Regions from separate parts of the Homo sapiens genome. Here region 2 is linked to region 1. Evidence: read pairs that join two places in POLR2A ChIA-PET (ENCODE). Cell type or tissue: OCI-LY7. All regions are shown on one strand. Each heading gives the region's core, and the rest is flanking DNA. Links, peaks and the distances in the headings are about the cores only. Region 1 has its middle 10 kb from the start of LINC02245. Region 2 has its middle 15 kb from the start of LINC00309.

The links. Peaks named below come from ENCODE experiments on the same cell type or tissue, not always from the same donor. Only the 100,000 strongest peaks of a DNase experiment are listed, where the experiment ranks them.
Region 2: POLR2A ChIA-PET joins it to region 1 with 10 read pairs; 2 of 35 experiments call an interaction of 5 or more read pairs at or near these places.

The regions. Positions count from the first base shown.
Region 1 is chr2:64,939,981-64,945,356 of GRCh38, reverse strand. No RefSeq gene overlaps it. Among named protein-coding and RNA genes, the nearest start is that of LINC02245, 10 kb to the right of the region's middle. In OCI-LY7, for the core only: CTCF peaks have their summits at 3,833 and 4,033 (motif pointing left); no DNase peak of the experiment used is centred there; H3K27ac peaks cover 68 bases.
Region 2 is chr2:64,217,941-64,223,316 of GRCh38, reverse strand. No RefSeq gene overlaps it. Among named protein-coding and RNA genes, the nearest start is that of LINC00309, 15 kb to the right of the region's middle. In OCI-LY7, for the core only: no CTCF peak of the experiment used is centred there; a DNase peak (open chromatin) is centred at 2,876; H3K4me3 peaks cover 928 bases; H3K27ac peaks cover 792 bases.

The DNA of each region.
Region 1 (5,376 bases), core at 96-5,095:
GAGCAGGTAGGAATCTACCTTCATCATGGAGGCTGCGACTGGGACCGCTCACTGCCCACAGCTCACCTCTGGATGTGATACGATGCATTCATGAAGTTGGGCTCTTATGCCTTAGCCTGTAAGGCTGAAAGTGCCTCCTGTGCGAATGAGTAGCTAGAACACAAAGAGCACCTACGGCCCGTTCCACCCCTGTGCCCCATGGGGAATATTCCGGGTGTCTTTCCCCAGCCCCAAGTTGAGACCTGCAGCTATGACGGTAGGGACCCAAGGGGGACAGTAGCTCCCCGCTGCTCTTGAGGGCCAGGAACTAATAATAAACCATGTGGCCATTTCATAGGAACCACTTCAAATTTTTTTCTCAAAAACCGAAAAAGTTCCTGAGAAATCGTGGACAGCAGAGGGGTTCTTCATTGTACCTTTTTTCTTGGGGCATGTAACCTGGACCCGGGGAGGTGAGGGTCTGGCCAGGGTCACAGCTAAGGACATGTGTCCTGGCTCAGAGAGCAGAGCAGTGCTCGCCCACTAGCCAGCTCAGGTGGGCTCTAGAATTTAGTCTGGTGGAGAAGTGCCCAGCCCACACAGGTGACAGCTCTTACTACACTCCAGGTGCTGTCGGCTTATCAGATGTTATTTAATTCTCGCAGCAGCCTATGGGGTAGTTGAGTAGTGTGGCTGGAATGTCAGGGGTGTGTAGGGACGCCTTAGGAATGAACCTGCAGAGGTCAGTTAGGACTAGGCTGGGGAGGAACAGAATGCCATGCCAAGGATCCCTCCTCTGGGTGAGGGGGAGTGATCAGGGGCTTTTGGTAGGGAAGTAATGTGACCTGGCTTATTTTTTTGAGAATGGATTGGAGGGGCAAGAGCAGAGCAGAGCAGAGCAGAGGCTGAGAGAGGAGGTGATGGGGCATGAGGGATGGCGGCTGGGACTAATGCTGGGGCCTTGGGCGAGGACAGGAAGACAGCTTTCTGGTCTGGAGAGGGAAGCAGCATGGGGATCACTAGAGAGGAGAGCCAGAGAGGAGGCAGAGGCCCCAAAGGAGGAAGAAACCATGAACAAGAGTCTTGCTTAGGCTCTGTCCCCAACCAGCTTTGGAACCTTGGGCAAGTCACGTCATCCCTCCGGGACTCAGTTTTCACTGCTGTAAAATGATGGGGCTGAATGCATCCTCTCCCATGGTAAGAACGATGGGCCTTTTGCACATTTCTTTTGCTCCAGGGGTGGGGAAAGCCTGAACCATGGCATAATGCCTGGCACTGCCAGGAGCACCAGAGGAACTGCCAAAGTGGCAGGGAGTGGCCGGCACATGGGGCCAGTTGGCATTGAAGCAAGCAGCATGGCAACGCTAAGGCAAAGAGCAGGCCAAGGCTGCCGGGGCTTGCCAGTGTGGGCAGGATGCTGGAGTAACTGTGGCAGGGCTCCAGCAGACACGAGCAAGGCCAGTCTGGGAACCGCATCCCCCCTTTACATAATCATCCTTACGGCAACATGTTTTCTCATTTCAGTTAAGCAGTGCCAGGCCTCTGATCAAATGGCTTTTGTAATCCTTGTTGTCAAGTTTAAGCTTGAGCAAACAGTAAGGCAGCCTGAGAGTCACCTCAGCCTTCTGACTCAGCGTCCCTGTGTGCAGCGGATGGGATGGGATCTTCTAAATGTCCCTTCTGACACTAAAATGCTAGGAGCCTTCTGTTAGAATTCCACCCTCTAAATCATACCATGCTGGGGGCACCTCACGCCTCTGAGTGTGATCAAAGCTCACTGCAGCCTCAAACTCCTGGGCCCAAGTGATCCTCCTCTCTCAGCCTCCTGAGCGGCTGGGACCACAGGCGTGTACCACCACGCCCAGCTAATTAATTTTTCTTTTCTTTTTTTTTTTTTTTTTGTAAAGACAGAGTCTCACTATCTTGCCCAGGCTGGTCTTGAATTCCTGGCCTCTAGCAAGCCTCCCACCTCAGACTCCCAAAGTGCTGGGATTATAGGTGTGAGCCACCACACCCAGCCTTTATACATCTTGAAATACACTTTTCAGCTGTAGAGCCATGATACGTGATTTAAATTCTCTGTGCCTGTTTCCTTGGGCCTGGCAGAGAAAGTGTGAATAGCCTATTGTGGCCGTATACCTGGGGATGATAATGCTACCTACTTTGCTGTTAGGAATACTAAGTGAGAAAGTATGAGTGAAACCTTCAGCACAGAGCCAGGCACACCGTAAGTGCTCCATGAACGGACAGCTATTATTGTAATTACGCATTCAGCCATCAGAACTTACTGCATGTCGAGAGCTGTGCAAGGCTCAGGGGATAGGGTACTAACCAGTTAGGCTGACGAGCAAGTGTCCTGTCCTCACCGGGTGGCTGTCTGAAGGAGAGGCAGACCAGTCAACCAGTTTCCCTTAACTAGTACATATGCCCTCTGCTAGGGAAGCAAGAGTGGCTGCAGGAGCCCACAGGAGGGGCACCCACCCCAGAGCCATGGGCGGCAGGCCACTGCAGCTGCCCTCTGCTGTCTGGATGCCTTCCCCTGGCCTGGAAAGAGCTTCCCCCAGATGGCTCCATGACCCACTCATTCATGTTATTCAGGACTCTGCTCAGGCATCACCTCCACAAGGAGCCTTCTCCAATCTTTCTGTCTAAAACAATCCCTACCCACCCTGCCGCCTTTATCATTCCATTCCATGCCCTCATGCTGCTTTATTCTCTTTACAGTACTGATCTTTTCTACCAGCGGATTGTGGATCTGTTTTGAAAAATATGTTTATTGACCATTTACCCACCACAAAGTAAGCTTGGTGAACGCAGGGGCTTTACCTATTTTGTATTCCTTATTGCATCCCCAGTGCACTCCCAGAACAATGCCTGGGCCACGGTGAGCCATCAATGCCTGTCTTGGGTGAACAAAGTGACCACTAAGCTAGATCCTGTAGGATGCATAGAGATTGACCAGGGAAAGGGTCAGGGAGAGAAGAGAGAATCTTCCAGGCAGAGGGAGCAGCATGTACAAAACCAGGGGAGGAGAGCAGAACATGATGGGAGGTAGTTCTGTATGACAGGCATGTTCATTAACAGAGCAGGAGGAGCAGGCAGCGAAAGGAAGAGCTTTCTGCTGGAGCTTCTGAATCATGATGTGGGTCTGACCCCATGGAAGGAGCCAGGGCAGGAAGGATGATTGGAGAGGAAAGTCTCAGACTGCAGCATGGTTCTAAGAAGGTTTTGGCCAGGCAGATGGGGAGTCCCTGAGCCAAAGCTGGCCCTCAGAGGAATTCCCCATCAGGCAGAAGCTAGTGCCGTGTTATGCTCAGCCTTTGGCTGGAATTAGCTCAGGGGACGTGTGGCTTTGGAGGGATGCAGTGAGGGATCCTGAAGGGCGGGAACTGTGGCTGTCACTTGACTGCTCCCTGCAGCCGGAGACCTCGATGGTGCAATTCCATGGCTGCCCAACAAGCAGAGAGGGCAAGGAAGGAAGTGGTGAGAATTGAGTCTGGAGAGCTAAACATGGACCAGATCACCAAGGGTACTTCAGGCCCTGTTAAAGAGTTGGATTTTATCATGAAGGCAATGAGATGCCAGGATATGGTTTTGTTCAGGGGAAACAGAATGATTGGATTTGCATGTCAGAAGGATCACTTTGGCTATTATGTAGAACATGGAAAAGAAAACCTTTTGAAAAGTCTAGACTAGTAATCCAGGCTCCCTTTATTATTATTGTTATTATTATTATTATTTGTTTTCATTCTCACTGTGAAAGCAGTTTGAGAAATAGACACAGATGGCCTCCTCGTGGAAGTCAAACCTCACCTTTATTCCTGAATAAGCAGTTAGCAAATGTGCCTTTGTTGTGAGGGCCAAATGGGTTTCCAGTCACTCCCTGCCCAATGGTTCCCTCCAGTCTAGGCCTTGGGCAGCCACCCAGGCATCCATCTGGGTCTTCTCTGGAGAATCACTGCCTTCCTCTGGCCAGGATGAGGAGGGGAAGAAGAGGCTGAGTCCCCGGCACTTATCATGGTCTTTCCATTGCTGAGCTCCACCTAATGGAGGAACATGGACACCTCTCACCCCAGGTGAGTTGGCCGTGTTAGCTCTAGAAGCACAGGGATGGGAAATCTGCGTTCTCCACCTTTGCAGGTGAGAGATAATGGTGGCCCAGTCAGGTTGGTGGCATTGGAGGGAGGAGGACAGAAAGAAGAATTGACAAGACTTAGTAACTGACTGGATGGTGTGGGTGATGGTTCTGTGTGCTCAAAGAAAAGTCAAGAATGAGGCTCAGGTGTCTGCCTCGCACGACAATGGTGGGCCATGCAATTCTATTTCCAGTCCACTTCCAGCCCTTAAGGTACCTTTGTGAGAGTTAGAAACAGGGCCTGCTGAGCAGGAGTAGCTATTGCCAAGGTGACATCCTATGAGTGGCATAGGCTGGATTCTGTCTCCCACACTCCTCCTGGCTAGAGGCCTCTGTGCAGGCTACAACCTGTATGGCCACACATTGTGGACCTGACACCACTGACTGAAATAGGGAGTGAGGAGCCAGTTGGTGAGCTGAATTTTAAGCATATTAGGTTTGAGGTGTCTGAAGACAATATGACATTGTGAGTCTGTTTCTTATTATTATTGAGGTGAAATTTGCATAACATAAAATTAAATATTTTATGTTATGTTATGTTATGTTATGTTTGTTATGTTATTTGACAGAGTCTTACTCTGTCACCCAGGCTGGAGTGCAGCCCCCACTTGATCCCTGCTCACTGCAACCTCTGCCTCCCAGGTTTAAGCGATTCTTCTGCCTCAGCCTCCTGAGTAGCTGGGATTACAGGCGCCTGCCACCACACTCGGGTAATTTTTGTATGTATAGTAAAGATGGAGTTTTGCCATGTTGGCCAGGCTGGTCTCAGACTCCTGACCTCAAGTGATCAGCCCGCCTCGGCCTCCCAAAGTGCTGGGATTGCAGGTGCCAGCTACCGCGCCCAGTCAAAATTAGCCATTTTAAAGCGTACAGTGGCATTGAGTACATTCACAGTGTTGTGCAGCCATCGCTTCTCTCTGGTTCCAAAACATTTCATCATCTGCAAAAAAGATTCCATACACAATAAGCAGTCACTCCCCATCCCCCTCCCCTCAGCCCCAGGCAACCACTAATCTGCTGTCTTTATGGATTTACCTGTACTGAATATTTCATATAAATGGAATCCTGGCTGGGTGTGGTGGGTCACACCTGTAGTCCCAGCACGCAGGGAGGTTGAGGCGGGAGGATCACTTAACCTCAGTTCAAGCGAGACCTCATCTCTACTAAAATTCAAAAAAATAAATATTGAAAATAAAAAATAAATGGAATCCTACAGTGTGTGACCTTTTGTGCTTGGTGTCTCTAACTTAGCATTTGTTTGT
Region 2 (5,376 bases), core at 84-5,083, 720 kb after region 1:
ATAGCTAAATTAGGGGCAGGCCTGTTTTTCAGAAATTGAAGTACTATCATTTTTCATTTCAGTTTCCTTTCCTCTCTTGGTGTTTGGTACAATTTCCTCGGTACCTCCTCTTCTTGTGCCAGACTGACAACAACTTGCACCATATTTTACTCTAGGATTTTCCACGGCTTTTCTGTGACCCCACATCCTTTAGCACTCCTACATTGTGAAAGCTGAACACCATCTGTCATTGATCAGCACACAATGGTCCCTCAAGAGCTTGGTAAATGTCTTTTCTGTAAAGCATCCTTCTCCTTTATGCATAATGCAATGTTATAATTTAACTTTCAAGATCCACTCAGGGTAGAAGGGATGATAAGACAGGTCCATACATAAACATTCTCCCCACTGGACAGTATGACTATAAGTATACCACAATGTGCTCTTCTTGAGCTAACAACACATTACCTAATGATCTTCCACTTCCAGGCTTTTAAGAGCTCTTCTCCCAGAAAGAAAAGATAATGCATTGGTTTCTACATCGTTTCTTTAAATTATGGGCAGAAGCTACTATTCTAAAAAGATTAGCTAGTTAACACAAGCTAATTCAGGTGGGAAATCTCCATTGCTTTCCTGATGATTTTCCCGAAGTCTATAAGGTAGAGTCATAAACTACAGCAGGTTTTACTAATAACAGCTAACCAGAAGGACAAGCTATTTGGAAATTAGGTCACATCTTAGGGCTTTCTGCCAAACTCACACACAGGAATAGTAACATCTTTGCCAGAATATCTCTGAACACAAAGAACAATGATAGATAATGTTGTTCTGCTGGGAATGCTGAACGGCTGGATTCCTTGTGTGTAGGGTGTCTTGGAGTAAGTTTCCTGACCAAAAGAAAAAGGTTGAGGGGAATGCTTTCAGTATCTGCATTTCCAAAATAGACTTTTCTATACCACTTTTACTATATTTTACATTTCCTGCACCTAAAATGCCTGGTATGGAGTAGGGGATTCAAATGTACAGAACAGAGGAATGAATGATTGATTTTCTTTCCCTTCTTCTATTATCCCATTCACGTACTGCCTCAGAGATACACATAAAAATGAACAAGCTTTATCAGTGAAGAGCTCAGACTCTCCTTTTTGGTTCTATTGCTGGTGTTTGTGGGACATTTGTTCAGGGCTCTGTGTCATCAAGTGGCCTTTGAGTGCCTAGCACTCTGCCCTTGTCTCACACCTGTCCTTTCTACCTTGAAGAGGAATTCTGTCAGGGAAAAGAGTTTAAAGTCCTGCCACAGGTAGCACCTGGGAGCCTGTTGAAAATGTAAAATCTGAGACCCCACCCCAGAATCAGAATCCACATTTTAAGGGGCTCCCCAGGAGAGTTTGAAAAGCGCTAGGTTAAGCCTGCTTAAAAGTGGATCCTCCAAACACTGCTGCCTGCTAGTCTCTGAAGATGTACAGCCTAAGATTGTATCCCAGGTTGACAATGGTTTTTAGAAAGGGAAGAAAGACAAGAAGCCCACCAGACTTTGGAAGTTTGCAAATTAACAGTAGTCCTTAGATTCATGGCAAAGGACAGAGCATCTGCTTCAGGGGACAGAGGTACACTGTTGGCACAGGCAGGCAATCGAAATTCGCTTCTGTACATCTTCGCAAGACTTTGAAACTATCCAGGGCCCCTTCTTGTTTTTCTTCTGTGTGTTTCATAAAAACTGTTGCCAAAGCATTTCAAAACCTGAAATTACAACTGATTGCCTAGTTGCTTATTAAAAGAATAAAGCTCCGTGGAGTGTGCAAATTCCCATTTCAGAAGAAATCAATAGAAATTGCTAATCTGTCAGTGATAAATGATTGTATGTATTGATTTTGGGGCTCTTAGCATCAGCGAGGAAAAGGCTGATCATTCCGGAATGTGTGTGCACTTACAGCATAGCCCCAGGGAGCAGAGAGCTTGCCTGTTAGCCCAGAATATGTTATAAACAAATTATAGGCAAAAAAATTCCTTTACTGTGGTAGAATTCTCGGTTTCAGCTCTCTTTAGCATTTACAAGGCAAACAATACCAGGGATGGAACAAACATTTAACAGCCATCTGCTTTGTATGCAGAATTAGATAGACAGAGTCACATGCAGTGTGACACTTTAATCTTTCTTTTAAAATACTGCCAGCAGCATTGTTCAATGAAACCCTGTCCTTCAATGCAAACTCTAAAAAACATGCCATAACTATTCTACTGGTTATGTCATAAGAGACTGCCACATAACTGATAAAGGATGAGAGAAACCACTGGAAGCATCTATATGTCCCTTTGTAGATGGAATTTGTTCATGGGGCTTCCACTGTCTGCATGCTTCCCTCACACATCTCCACTGGTTAAAATCTTGTTTATTCTTCCTAGCTGTCTATGGAACCTTCCCAGAGCCTACAAACTAGACTTCTCTTTGCTTCCTCTGTGTTCTCTGTGTTCTTATAGCAAGTTATGTGATCTTCTAGTACACCACAGGACTCTTTCTACCTTACAGTCTAGCTGCTTGGCATGCTTCATCACTATTGCTACACTGTTTGCTTCTTTAGAGCTGCACCCTTATTAATCTGTGTGGCTTTCCATCTAGCACAATGCTTGGGATATTGTGTGCCGTCCATTAGTAGTGATTGATTTGAACAACTGAGGATTTATTGTGTTCTCATTATCCAGTATTTCATATCCCAGTTCAACCAAAGAGCAATCAATATGGAAAAGCAAATATTAGGGGAAAGGCAATGGGACTCCACTAAGGTCTTAATTCTCTTTGTTAGCCAGTCAACAAACAAAATTAGCACCTATCATGTACTTGGAAAGAGGAAATTACAAAATGAGGAAGAGGAAGTTCCAATCAGATTATGAAGTAAAAATTGGGGGGTGGGAGCAAGTACAAAGCAAAAACACGAAGCAGGCAGAGTTTCATCCATCATCTTTCTACACCATCTGTCCTCCTCCCTCTGATTTCCTGCTGTCTGCAGTTTCTTTGTTCCTTTCCCATGTCCCTGTATGTGCATCTAGTATAGCTCTTATCATGCTAACTGGTAATTAAGTCAGGAGATTAAGTTTGAGCCTAGGCCATACTTGGGGTTCAAGTATGTCTGTTTCCCAGCAGTTACTCAAAGACCAAAACTGTTCTTACAAAAAGGAGCTGATGCAGAATTTGAAAAGGGCTATGATCATCAAGGATTTTGGAAGAAGAGGGGCCCAGATACCTTTGCATTGGGACGCAGAAAACAAAATGTTGCAATGAGCAAGGGGAGAGTCATTCTCCCCATTTCTGCGTAGAAGATAACTGGGTCACAGTGAAATGTGGATTGAAGGACTAACCCTATTTTGACATTTGTTCATTCAACGTTCACATATGTATTGAGCAGCTAGTAAGTGTCGGGCACTCTTCTAGGTCTGATGAAGACATGAAGAAAATGGACAAAACTTCTGCCCTCATGGGGTGTGTTGCTGCTGTGTGATGACCAGGGACCACTATCTGTAGCAGAGTATTTATGTTCTTTTAACCCCTCACTCCAAAAGAGGGGGCAGCTTGCTGAGCTTCAGTAGAAAATGTCTGTTACTCTGCTGTCCCTATTTTCTTCCTGTCTTTTGGCTCCACATTTGCTCACTGGGTTAAACTAGCCTCTTCCTTTTTACAGCAGATCAGTTTAGAAAACAGTAAGCATTCTCTACGATAAGCTATTCGAGAGACACTGGCTGCCAGTCAGGCTGCCTACTGCAGCGATTTCTCCCCTGTAAAATGTTTTCTAGAATTTTTTGAAAAGCTTTAAACTAGTATAATAAGTAGTATTTTTTCTTCCATCATTTAATAAAAGTTTTAAAAGTAAAAAAAAAAAAAAAGATGAGGAAGAAGTACCAGATACCTGGAATCCTTGAGGCTTGAAAGCAGCAGCTATGAACAGGGGAGAGCTGAACTAGAGAAGCCTCAGGGGTCAGTGTGGGAGTCTCTGTGAAAAGGCTGGCAGGAAGCTAAGTTCCTATATACGTAAGTGGGCCAAAGCCTGTGAAATCTGGGTTATTTTTCTTATGAGGACCATATTTGCACTCATAGACTGGTGAAGCCTGGACAAATTTAGGTTATATTATAACTTATTTTGTTATTTTCTCCCGTATTAAAATATGAACACATTGATGATAAGGACTTTATCTTGCCAGCATCTTGAAGGGTGACTGGCATAGCTAGGTGCCTATGAATTATGTGAGAAAGGAAGGAAGGGAAAATATTCAATGATTTATAAATATTAAGATAGATCTATTTTTTAGGCTGGGTGCGGTGGCTCACGCCTATAATTCTAGCACTTTGGGAGGCCGAGGTGGGTGGATCACCTGAGGTAGGGAGTTCGAGACCAGCCTGACAAACATGGAGAAACCCATCTCTACTAAAAATACAAAATTAGCTGGGTGTGGTGGCACATGCCTGTAATCCCAGCTACTCAGGAGGCTGAGGCAGGAGACTCGCTTGAACTCAGGAGGCGAAGGTTGCAGTGAGCCGAGATCGCACCATTGCACTGCAGCCTGGGCAACAAGAATGAAACTCCGTCTCAAAAAAAAAAAAAAAAGAGAGATCTATTTTTTTTTTTTTTGAAATGGTAGGACTCTATCCAGAGCCAAGCCTGATGACGATGTGATATATCTTTATCAATATCAGATGTTAAAATAAAGTGAGGAGATTGGAGGAATTCTAAAGATATTTTGAGAAATGGCAGCATTACTGGGATATGAGTCCCAGTTGTGACTTCATTTCACAAAACACATTGGATTTCTGAACTGTGGCATGTATGCTAAAATCTTTCTGGTATGTTATGCTCACACCTCATCCTGTCAAGTGGTAGCTTGTGTTTTTGATCATAAGGTCTGCAGAGATTCATTATCGGGAAAAGTTTTCACATACCCATTTTGTTATTGTTGTTGTTGAGACAGGGTCTCACTCTGTTGCCCAGGCTGGAGTGCAGTGACACAATCATGGCTCACTGTAGCCTCCAACTCCTGTGCTCAAGTGATCCTCGTGTGTCAGCCTCCTGAAAAGCTGGGACTACAGGTGTGTACCATCATGCCTAGGTAATTAAAAAAAATTTTTTTTTTGTAGAGATGGGGTTTCACTGTGTTGTTCAGGCTGGTCTCAAACTCCTGGCCTTAAGTCATCTTTCCACCTCAGCCTCCCAGAGTTCTGGGATCATAGGTGTGAGCCACCACACCTGGCCCAGATACCCGTTTTTAAAAAGAATCAGTAATGCCATCCTGGCCTTGAAATTACTGAACTAAAGAAATGGAGAACCCAAAAGAAGAAAGATATAAAACTGATCAGCATTTTAACCAAAAAAATAAGTGAAATGATTAAAGTAGTACCCAAAAAGAAAATCT